2 separate regions of the Homo sapiens genome follow, and region 1 is linked to region 2. A link is a contact called in ENCODE Hi-C or POLR2A ChIA-PET data. All regions are on one chromosome and are shown on one strand. Each heading gives the region's core, a stretch centred on a gene start or an enhancer-like site at or near the end of the contact. The rest is flanking DNA. Distances are from core to core; before and after follow the strand shown.

What was found. Hi-C counts contacts between places; a loop is a spot of excess contacts on that map. ChIA-PET counts read pairs that join two places held with the same protein, here RNA polymerase II (POLR2A). Pooled maps may share reads with other maps.
Region 1: a loop to region 2 is called in a pooled map, with 2.2 times the contacts of the local background. The contact joins two enhancer-like sites. A Hi-C loop is called at or near these places in 3 of 50 pooled maps. POLR2A ChIA-PET finds 5 or more read pairs at or near these places in 5 of 52 experiments (A549, HepG2, IMR-90 and 2 more).

The regions. Positions count from the first base shown.
Region 1 is chr14:64,934,175-64,938,610 of GRCh38, forward strand. The region is part of intron 3 of CHURC1-FNTB (CHURC1-FNTB readthrough); the gene reads left to right. CHURC1 (churchill domain containing 1) reads left to right here. Exons shown (of 4, transcript NM_001386928.1): 4 at 1-1,194. Among named protein-coding and RNA genes, the nearest start is that of GPX2, 6.4 kb to the right of the region's middle. Within about 2 kb of position 3,182, at least 6 of the 41 ENCODE cell types and tissues checked have a DNase peak (open chromatin) inside an H3K27ac peak, as active enhancers do.
Region 2 is chr14:65,017,870-65,022,434 of GRCh38, forward strand. All of the region lies in intron 6 of CHURC1-FNTB (CHURC1-FNTB readthrough), which reads left to right. All of the region lies in intron 4 of FNTB (farnesyltransferase, CAAX box, subunit beta), which reads left to right. It also overlaps a transcript of MAX not described here. Among named protein-coding and RNA genes, the nearest start is that of MIR4706, 25 kb to the right of the region's middle. RefSeq lists a silencer at 2,152-2,201. Within about 2 kb of position 2,330, at least 6 of the 41 ENCODE cell types and tissues checked have a DNase peak (open chromatin) inside an H3K27ac peak, as active enhancers do.

The DNA.
Region 1 (4,436 bases), core at 1,932-4,431, 83 kb before region 2:
TTTACTAAAAATACAAAAACAAAAATTAGCCAGGGGTGGTGGTATGCACCTGCAGTCCCAGCAACATGGGAGGCTGAACAGGAGAATCGCTTGAACCCGCGACAGGGAGGTTGTGATGAGCCAAGGTCATGCCACTGCACTCCAGCCTGGGAGACAGAGCAAGACTCCATCTCAAAAACAAAAACAAAACAAAACAACAACAAAAAAAGAAGTTAAATAACTTGTTTAAGATCACACAGCTAGTGCAGTTACCCCCTCTCAGTAATTATGTTTGGCAAATATGAAATACAAGGATCTGGCAAGGTTAGGAAGAGGTTAAGAATATCAGTGACAGTACTCTGAGGCATCTGGGCATGTCAGATGAAGATTTATTATTCAGAAAAGTTAAGTCAGCTGTTGCAGGGATCAGTTGTTTTATTCCTGGAAAATGTTTTTCATTTTGCTGCAAATCTATATCTGACCTGCTGAGGAAATCGTTTGGTGAAATGAATCCAGAAAGCAGAGAAAATGCTTCATTACTTTAAATAGCAGCATTAAGCCCATTATAGCCTCTGAATTGTCCCTTCCTTGAGTTTGCTAATGCTTCCAACTTAGTCATTTGAAGCCCAAGAGTCTAATTTTATATGCCCTGCCAATGTCCTCATCTATTGCAGAATGTATAATTATCTATTTGTTTTGGACTATATGTTACAAAAATTTAAAACATAAGATCCTCTCTCTATATTTCATTATTGGTGAACCCACATTGTGCTGTGTTTTGTGATATTTTATCATTTTCTAGATTCTTATGTGGATCTAATAACGACCACTTGAACCCAGTTTCACAGAATCCTTATTTTTCTGTTCAAATTAGGAATTAGGGACATGGATGAAATTGGAAATCTTCATTCTCAGTAAACTATCGCAAGGACAAAAAACCAAACACCACATGTTCTCACTCATAGATAGGAATTGAACAATGAGAACACATGGAGACAGGAAGGGGAACATCACACTCTAGGGACTGTTGTGGGGTGAGGGGAGGGGTGAGGGATAGCATTAGGAGATATACCTGATGCTAAATGACGAGTTAGTGGGTGCAGCACACCAGCATGGCACATGTATACGTATGTAACTAACCTGCACATCGTGCACATGTACCCTAAAACTTAAAGTATAATAATAATAAAATAAAAAAAAAGGAATTAGGCAAAACATGGCTCTTCTTTTTACTTTCCTTCCTGAGATATAAGAAGGAAGAGAAATCACCTGTGGGGATAATTGGAAACATGGGGATAATTGGAAACGTGGGCTTATCTTGGCACCTCCTTTTTCTCTAATCATTCTGTGATGTACAGGTCTGGCTAGTTAGGCTCCTGAAGTTAAAAGCTCAGCCACTATTTGTTGTTTTGTTTGATCTAGCTCTTTCTCACATGGTTTTAGGTTCTCCCAGTACTAATTTAATTGACATCAGATAGCTTGGGCACAACCAGATATGGCTTGTTATTTGTAAGTTACCATGAAGAGGTTTATGTTCACTGTCCTTTATTTCAGTGTATCAAAAGTCCTTTCGGTTTCATTCTTTCATGTTGTGAGCAGGGCTAGTTATTTGAGGCGCTCAATTTAAAAATGTATGTTTTTTTTTTACTGTAGTACAAGACTGTTGTAAGATACAGTATAGTTGGATAGAAAAGGAATTAAAAGATCTGGGTCTAGAATTAGCTTTGTCACCTGCTAATGATGGGACACTGAGCAAGTCACTTATCCTGTCTGTACCTCAGTGTCTTCAGTGGAAAACTAGAAACCATCATGCCTCCACAGAATTTTTAAATCTAATGATTTTTAAATCTAATGCTGTGTGCAGGCAGCTGTCAGTGGTCTTTATGAAGAAAAATCTGAGCTAGAAGAAAGCACTGTTGTGTTATGGTTAAGAGTAGAGGCTTTGGAGTCAGACTGACCTGGCTTTAACTTTCAGCTTTGCTGCTTCCTAAGCTGTGTGTCCTTGGCAAGTGTCTTGCCCAATTACCTTTTCTTTTAATAGAAATAACAATTTTTCATGGGATCTCTATGAGGGTTAAATAACCTAGTGTATATAAAGTACCTAGCCCAGTCTGTGCCCATAGTAAATATTAAATGAATGGTAGTTTGGATGATGGTTGTGATGGTGATTATAATAAAGTTCTAGAGTTTGACTCAGTGTTTTTGAGACAAGGTCTCATCCAGGCTGGAGTGCAGTGGTGCAATCATAGCTCACTGCAGCCTCGAACTCCCAGGCGCAAGCAATTCTCCCACCCTAGCTGCCTGAGTAGCTGAAACCATTACAGGTGTACATCACCATGCTCAGCCGATTTTTTTTTTTTTTTTTTAATTTTTTGTAGAGACGAGGTCTCACTGTGTAGCCCAGGCTACATAGTGAGCTCCTGGGCTCAGGCCATCTTCCCGCCTCAACTTCCCAAAGTGTTGGGATTATAGGCTTGAGCCACCATACTGGGCCTCAGTGTCTCATAAACTAAGGAGAGATAGCTATGGGAACATAGTCATGAAGATAATTATCGATTTCAGTGTCTTTACCCTGGCCTCCTAAAATCACTTGTTCCAAGCTCTGGTTTTTTTGTTTTGTTTTTTGTTTTTGTAAGAGCCCTCAGGTTAGTGATTCTCTCTGTCCCTCCTCTGAGTTGAATAGCATTATCTCAGCACTTCTGGGAGAGTTGTTAAGGAGACTTCCCCCTCCTTCTGGGTGCCCCTAGGGAAATCTGATTAAAAGATTTTTGTTTATCTAGAAAAGTGGGTGATATTTTAAAGCTTTGCCTTGTCTGTTTATGATCACAAGCTAATACTTCTGAGGATGATAAGGGGGACAAACAAGATGAAGAATAAAGGAAAGGAAACACTTTCTAATTTCTCTTCATTTTAACAACAGCACAACTAAATATTTGGTAAACCTAAACATCCTTTTAAAATAGAATCTTCCAGTCTTGCCTTCCCTGTTTCCTCCTGAGCTGAATAGATCAGGTTCTGTCTGAAGCAAATAGTGTTTCCCCTCCCAAGTGAAGAGCCTTCATTCTAGCTTTATGGCCTTCTCTTGACTTTCTGCAGAATAACTTATACTGTAATTCCCATTCCTTTGGGAATCCCTAAATAATTCTTTGAACTTGGGCCTCAAGGGAAAGACTGAACACATTGTACTGGTGTCTCAGGCTCTAAGTTGCCTGTGGCATGTTTCCAACACCCGAGATAGCTGGCTCTGTTACTGGATGTAACAACAGGCTATGGTACTGTCAAGGTGATGACTAGCATCCAAGAAGAATTCTCTATTTTGTCAGGAAAGCAATTTGTCTGCAGTTACTGCTCTAAAATCAGTACATGGTCCTGCCCCATAATAATTCATACCCCAGCTGTTGACTTTAAGAGCAGGAATCTGAAAGGCTTGAGGTTTCAAGAGTGAAGGTAAGGGTAGCCTTAAGTTAGCAGAAGGCCCTGCAGAAAGGTGTCAGGGGATTCCCACTGTAATACTCAGGTTACCCTTTTGAAATAAAGCACTGTTGTTGACAGGTTTAGTTGAAGGTCAGAAAGTGGGGATCCTAAACATCTATTCCACATTCACTCTCATATGATGCAAGTGCTTAGAAAATGGTTAGGGTAAGCAGAACAATTAAAGGAAAAACATTTTCCCTTCAGCATTGGGCTTCTCAAGCAGTGTGTCCAGTTTGGAAAACTGTCCCTTCAGGGTTTCAGTGAATAGAAGTGAAAATATTCCATCTAGTGGTCAAAGAAGGGAAGATGAAATGAGAAGTTTCCAGGATGAGGTCTGTGGGGCAAGGTGACAGGCAGTGGCCTCTCAGCAGGTATCTTTTCCAGAACATGATAGAACCTGACCTTGGCGGTGGTGATATGTTTTGATTATGTCTGCACTGGATGAGGAATTGGGGACACCATCCTTGCAAGGCCTCTGAGCAAAACTGTCCTCACAGTGAGGAATAATGATGTTGCAAATGGCAGATTATAAACAGCCTGACTCTGAAGGGAGGCTCTCTCCCATCCCCAACCCCTTCCTTCTTACAGAGGAAGAAATGAGTCCAGTCATTCCTGCCTCTATTTGTCTGGAGCCTGAATTTGTGAATATGTGATTTTGAGAAGAATGAGGGTGTAATGTGAACTTTATTTATTTATTTTGAGACGGAGTCTCACTCTGTCGCCCAGGCTGGAGTGTAGTGGCGCCGCCATCTTGGCTCACTGCAGCCTCCACCTCCCGGGTTCAAATGAGTCTCTCACCTCAGCCTCCTGAGTAGCTGGGATTACAGGCGTGCGCCACCACACCTGGCTAATTTTTTGTATTTTTAGTACAGACAGAGTTTCATCATGTTGGCCAGGCTGGTCTCGAACTCCTGACCTCAAGTGATCCGCCTGTCTCGGCCTCTCAAAGTGCTGGGATTATAGGTGTGAGCCACCACACCCGG
Region 2 (4,565 bases), core at 1,080-3,579:
GCTTGAACCTAGGAGGCGGAGGTTGCAGTGAGTCGAGATTGCGCCTTTGCACTCCAGTCCGGGCAACAGAGTGACACTCCATCTCAAAAAAATAAATAAATAAAATACATAAATTTAAAAAATAAAACATAAGTCATTTATGGTGCAGTACATTCTGTGAAATACTATATAACCATTAAAAAATGTATAAATGTGGCCACGCATGATCACACCTGTAACCCCAGCACTTTGGGAGGCCACGGTCAGAGGACCACTGGGGCCCAGGAATTCAAGACCAGTCTGGGCGACATAGTGAGACTCCATTTCAAAAATAAAAATAAAAATAGCTGGGCGTGGTGGTGCACACTTCTAGTTCTAGCTGCTCAGGAGGCCGAGACAGGAGTTCAGGGGTTTGAGGCTGCAGTGAGCCATGATGGCACCACTGCATTCCAGCCTGGGCAACAGAGCAAGACCCTGTCTCAATAAATATATGAATGTGTATATTTGTATGTTAAAATATATGTATTTATATAGAGAGATGTGAAATGAAAATAGTTTAAAAGATTTAATTTACATACATTAAAAATATAGATGATGATATGCATAGATAGAACCAGAAAGATACATGTAGTAGTTATTTCTGGACGATGGGGTTAAAAGTGATTTTATAAACTTTCTGGGCTGGGCACGGTGTCTCACACCTGTAATCCCAGGGCTTGGGGAGGCCAAGGTCGGCAGATCACCTGAGATCAAGAGTTCGAGACCAGCCTGGCCAACATGGGGAAATCTTGTCTCTACTAAAAATATAAAAATTAGCCTGGCTTGGTGGTGTATGCCTGTAATCCCAGCTACTCGGGAGACTAAGGCAGGAGAATTGCTTGAATCTGGGAGGTGGACGTTGCGACGAGCCAAGATCATGCCACTCTACTCCAGCCTGGAGGACAGAGTGAGACTCTGTCTTAAAAAAAAAAAAAAAAAAAGGCCAGGCGCGGTGGCTCACACCTGTAATCCCAGCACTTTGGGAGAACGAAGTGGGTGGATCACCTGAGGTCGGGAGTTTGAGACCAGCCTGGCCAACATGGAGAAACCCCGTCTCTACTAAAAATACAAAATTAGCCAAGCGTGGTGGCGCATGCCTGTAATCCTACTCAGGAGGCTGTTTGTTTGTTTTTTGAGACAAGAGTCTCCTTCTGTTACTGCACTCCCGGCTCCTACTCAGGAGGCTGAGGCAGGAGACTCGCTTGAACCCGGGAGGCGGAGGTTGCGGTGAGCCAAGATTGCACCACTGCACTCCAGCCTGGGCAACAAGAGTGAAACTCCATCTCAAAAAAAGAAAAAGAAAAAGAAGAACTTTCTGGCTGGATGTAGTGGCTCATGGCTGTAATCCCAGGACTTTGAGAGGCTGAGACAGGCGGATTACTTGAGGTCAGGAGTTCGAGACCAGTCTGGCCAACATGGTGAAACCCTGTCTCTACTAAAAATACAAAAAATAGCCAGATGTGGTGGCTGGCACCTGTAATCCCAGCTACTCGGGAGACTGAAGCAGGAGAATTGCTTGAATCCGGGAGGCAGAGGTTGCAGTGAGCCGAGATCACACCACTGCACTCCAGCCTGGGTAACAGAAGGAGACTGTTGTCTCAAAAAACAAACAAACAAAACATTTTTTTTAAGCTTACTTGCATTTTCTGAAGTTTCTACAATGATCTTTTATTATTTTGTAATTAAAAAAGGAATGGTTTAAAAATAAGCTGATTTGTCCTTATTTCAAAAACCACTTGACAGTTAATGAGAGTTTCTGCTTCACAGATGCCTTAAAAGCTTTACCTGTGGTTCTTCTACGCATTGATTTAGTGAACTTTTAAACATTTCTTAGACTTCCCAATAATGTATTTTGCTTTGTGCCTAGGAGGTGGTTACTTCTAGGTGCAGAAAACACTTGTTATGAACAAAGCCTACTGGCTCTGACCCATAAGGAAATAGATTATTTTTAGTAAGATACAGATAAATCTTAAGGACTTCTATATAAATAGAAGATTTTTTTTAGACTAGCTGAAATAGAATATTGCCTTTTTATTTATCTTGCACAGGGAAATGAAATGCTTTGAAATGCGTTCAGTTTTCTTTCTTCATACAAATATATTAAGGTGACCTAGAGTCAAAAAGTCTAGCTCTGCAGTTTTATTATTTTCCTGCCTTCTTTTCCCCTGCATGTAACACACACGCCCCCTACACTTACACAAAGGTTTCTCTTTCCTATTTTGTTCACTGCTGTGCTTCTATTTGTTTAGGGAACAATATGATAAGCTGGGTTCCCTCTAGTGGACAAAATACTTTTGTCAGCTGCTATGACCGCTGACCAAAGCCAGCAAGGCGAGGTTGTTACTGCTGGTATCAGAGGTTTCAAGAATAATGTATTCATAGCCTGGAATGTTTTCTTTATTTTTGGTAGAGACAGTGCCTTGCTGTGTTGCCTGGGCTGGTCTCAATCTCCTGGGCTCAATTGATCCTCCTGCCTTAGCCTCCCAAAACACTGGGATTATAGGCGTGAGCCACCATGCCCAGTCCATAGGTAGGACTTCAGCTTGCCTCTTTTTTTTTTGAGAGTCTCGCTCTGTTGCCCAGACTGGAGTGCAGTGGCACGATCTTGGCTCACTGCAACCTCCACCTCCTGGGTTCAAGCAATTCTCCTGCCTCGGCCTCCCGAGTAGCTGGGACTACAGGCATACAGGCGGGAGCCACCACACCCGGCTAATTTTTGTATTTTTAGTAGAGATTGGGTTTTACCATGTTGGCCAAGTTGGTCTCGAACTCCTGACCTCAGGTGATCCACCTGCCTCAGCCTCCCAAAGTGCTGGGATTACAGGCATGAGCCACCGCGCCCGGCCTTTTTTTTTTTTTTTTGAGACGGAGTTTTGCTCTTGTTGCCAGGCTGTAGTGCAGTGGCATGATCTCAGCTCACTGCAACCTCCACCTCCCGGGTTCAAGTGATTCTCCTGCCTCAGCTTCCCAAGTAGCTAGGATTACAGGGGTGTGCCACCACGCCCAGCTAATTTTTGTATTTTGTAAAGACAGGCTTTCAACATGTTGGCCAGGCTGGTCTTGAACTCCTGACCTCAGGTGATACACCTGTCTTGGCTTCCCAAAGTGTTGGGATTACAGATGTGAGCCACCGCACCCGGCCTAGCTTCCCTCTTTTAAGAGGTTATATGCACACATTTATATGTGTTTATCTAAAATGAATTAATATTTTGGAACTAGACTAAGTACATTTGCTTTGCTTAATGGTTTTGGCACTGAAGGAAGCATCCTCTAATGAGAATCCCATTCTTTGTTACTGAAAGCAGCTTCAGTGAAACAGAGCAAAATAAAATTCACAGGGAGACCATCGCACTGTTAAAGTTATGTTTTTAGCTTCTGTAAGATTTAAAAATTGCCTTTAACTTAAAAACCATTTTAGGACATTTCAGCTTGTAAGATTTTTCCAAAGATAAATTCAAATTTTGCTATTTCAGTGTTTTATCCTTTCCCTTTCAAAAGGTTGTTAGTAGCTTATCCCCGGAATAGCCCCTTAAATATTTTTCCTTTTAATTTTTAAGTCTAGTTTGTATGTTTCCTTACCTTTCAGTGAGGACACCATATCTAGGCCTTTGTCTCCTGGGCATTTTTCCTGGCCAGGTGCTGTTGGCACCTGGTGGGTGCAGGTCAGAGGTGCTGCTAAATATCCTCTACAGGACGGTCCCTGCACCAAAGAATTACTGAGCCCCAGTGTCAACAGTTGAGAAACTCTGCTCTAAAGTAGCCAACTTTTTTTTCCTTTGAGGCAGTCTTGCTGTGTCCCCCAGGCTGGAGGGCACTGGTGCAATCTCAGCTCACTGCAACTTCCACCTTCCGGGTTCAAGCGATTCTCGTGCTTCAGCCTCCCAAGCAGCTGGGACTACGGGCGCATGCCACTATGCCTGGCTAATTTTTGTATTTTTAGTAGAGATGGGGTTTCACCATGTTGGCCAGGCTGGTCTCAAACTCCTGGCCTTAAGTGATCCGCCCACGTCGGCCTCCCAAAGTGCTAGGATTATAGGCGTGAGCCACTGCGCCCGGCCTATAGTAGCCAACTTTCGACCTGACCATTCTTCCAGAACAGCAGCCATCCAGAGACTTGCCGGTGCTTGATGAAGAGTCAAATAACACGTCTGACTCTGTGAGCAGCAGAGGCCACCCGGAATCAACAAGAGATGCTGCCCGTCTTCACCTGTCCATTGTCATATTCTACCTAGGGAAGGAGATTTCCTCTTCACTATATCAAGCTGAAGCTGTTTTAGTTAGTACGAGAACAAGCTTGATGTGATGCCAGCTCATGCATCTTGCATTTACATCCCCTCCTAAGCCGTTCTGCCCATGGATGACTGTTCCTATTTCCAAAGCTGTAATCTTTTTTTCTGTTTTTTTTTTTTTAAACCTGCCCAATTGTGCAGAACATAGCTATAATTTTTATAACTTATCCTAGGCCTTAAGTCTGTCTATGATAGCCTAGTCTAGTGCTGAAGTTTTTTATGTAACCTAAATACTTCTTGCTACAAATTAGTCTCAGT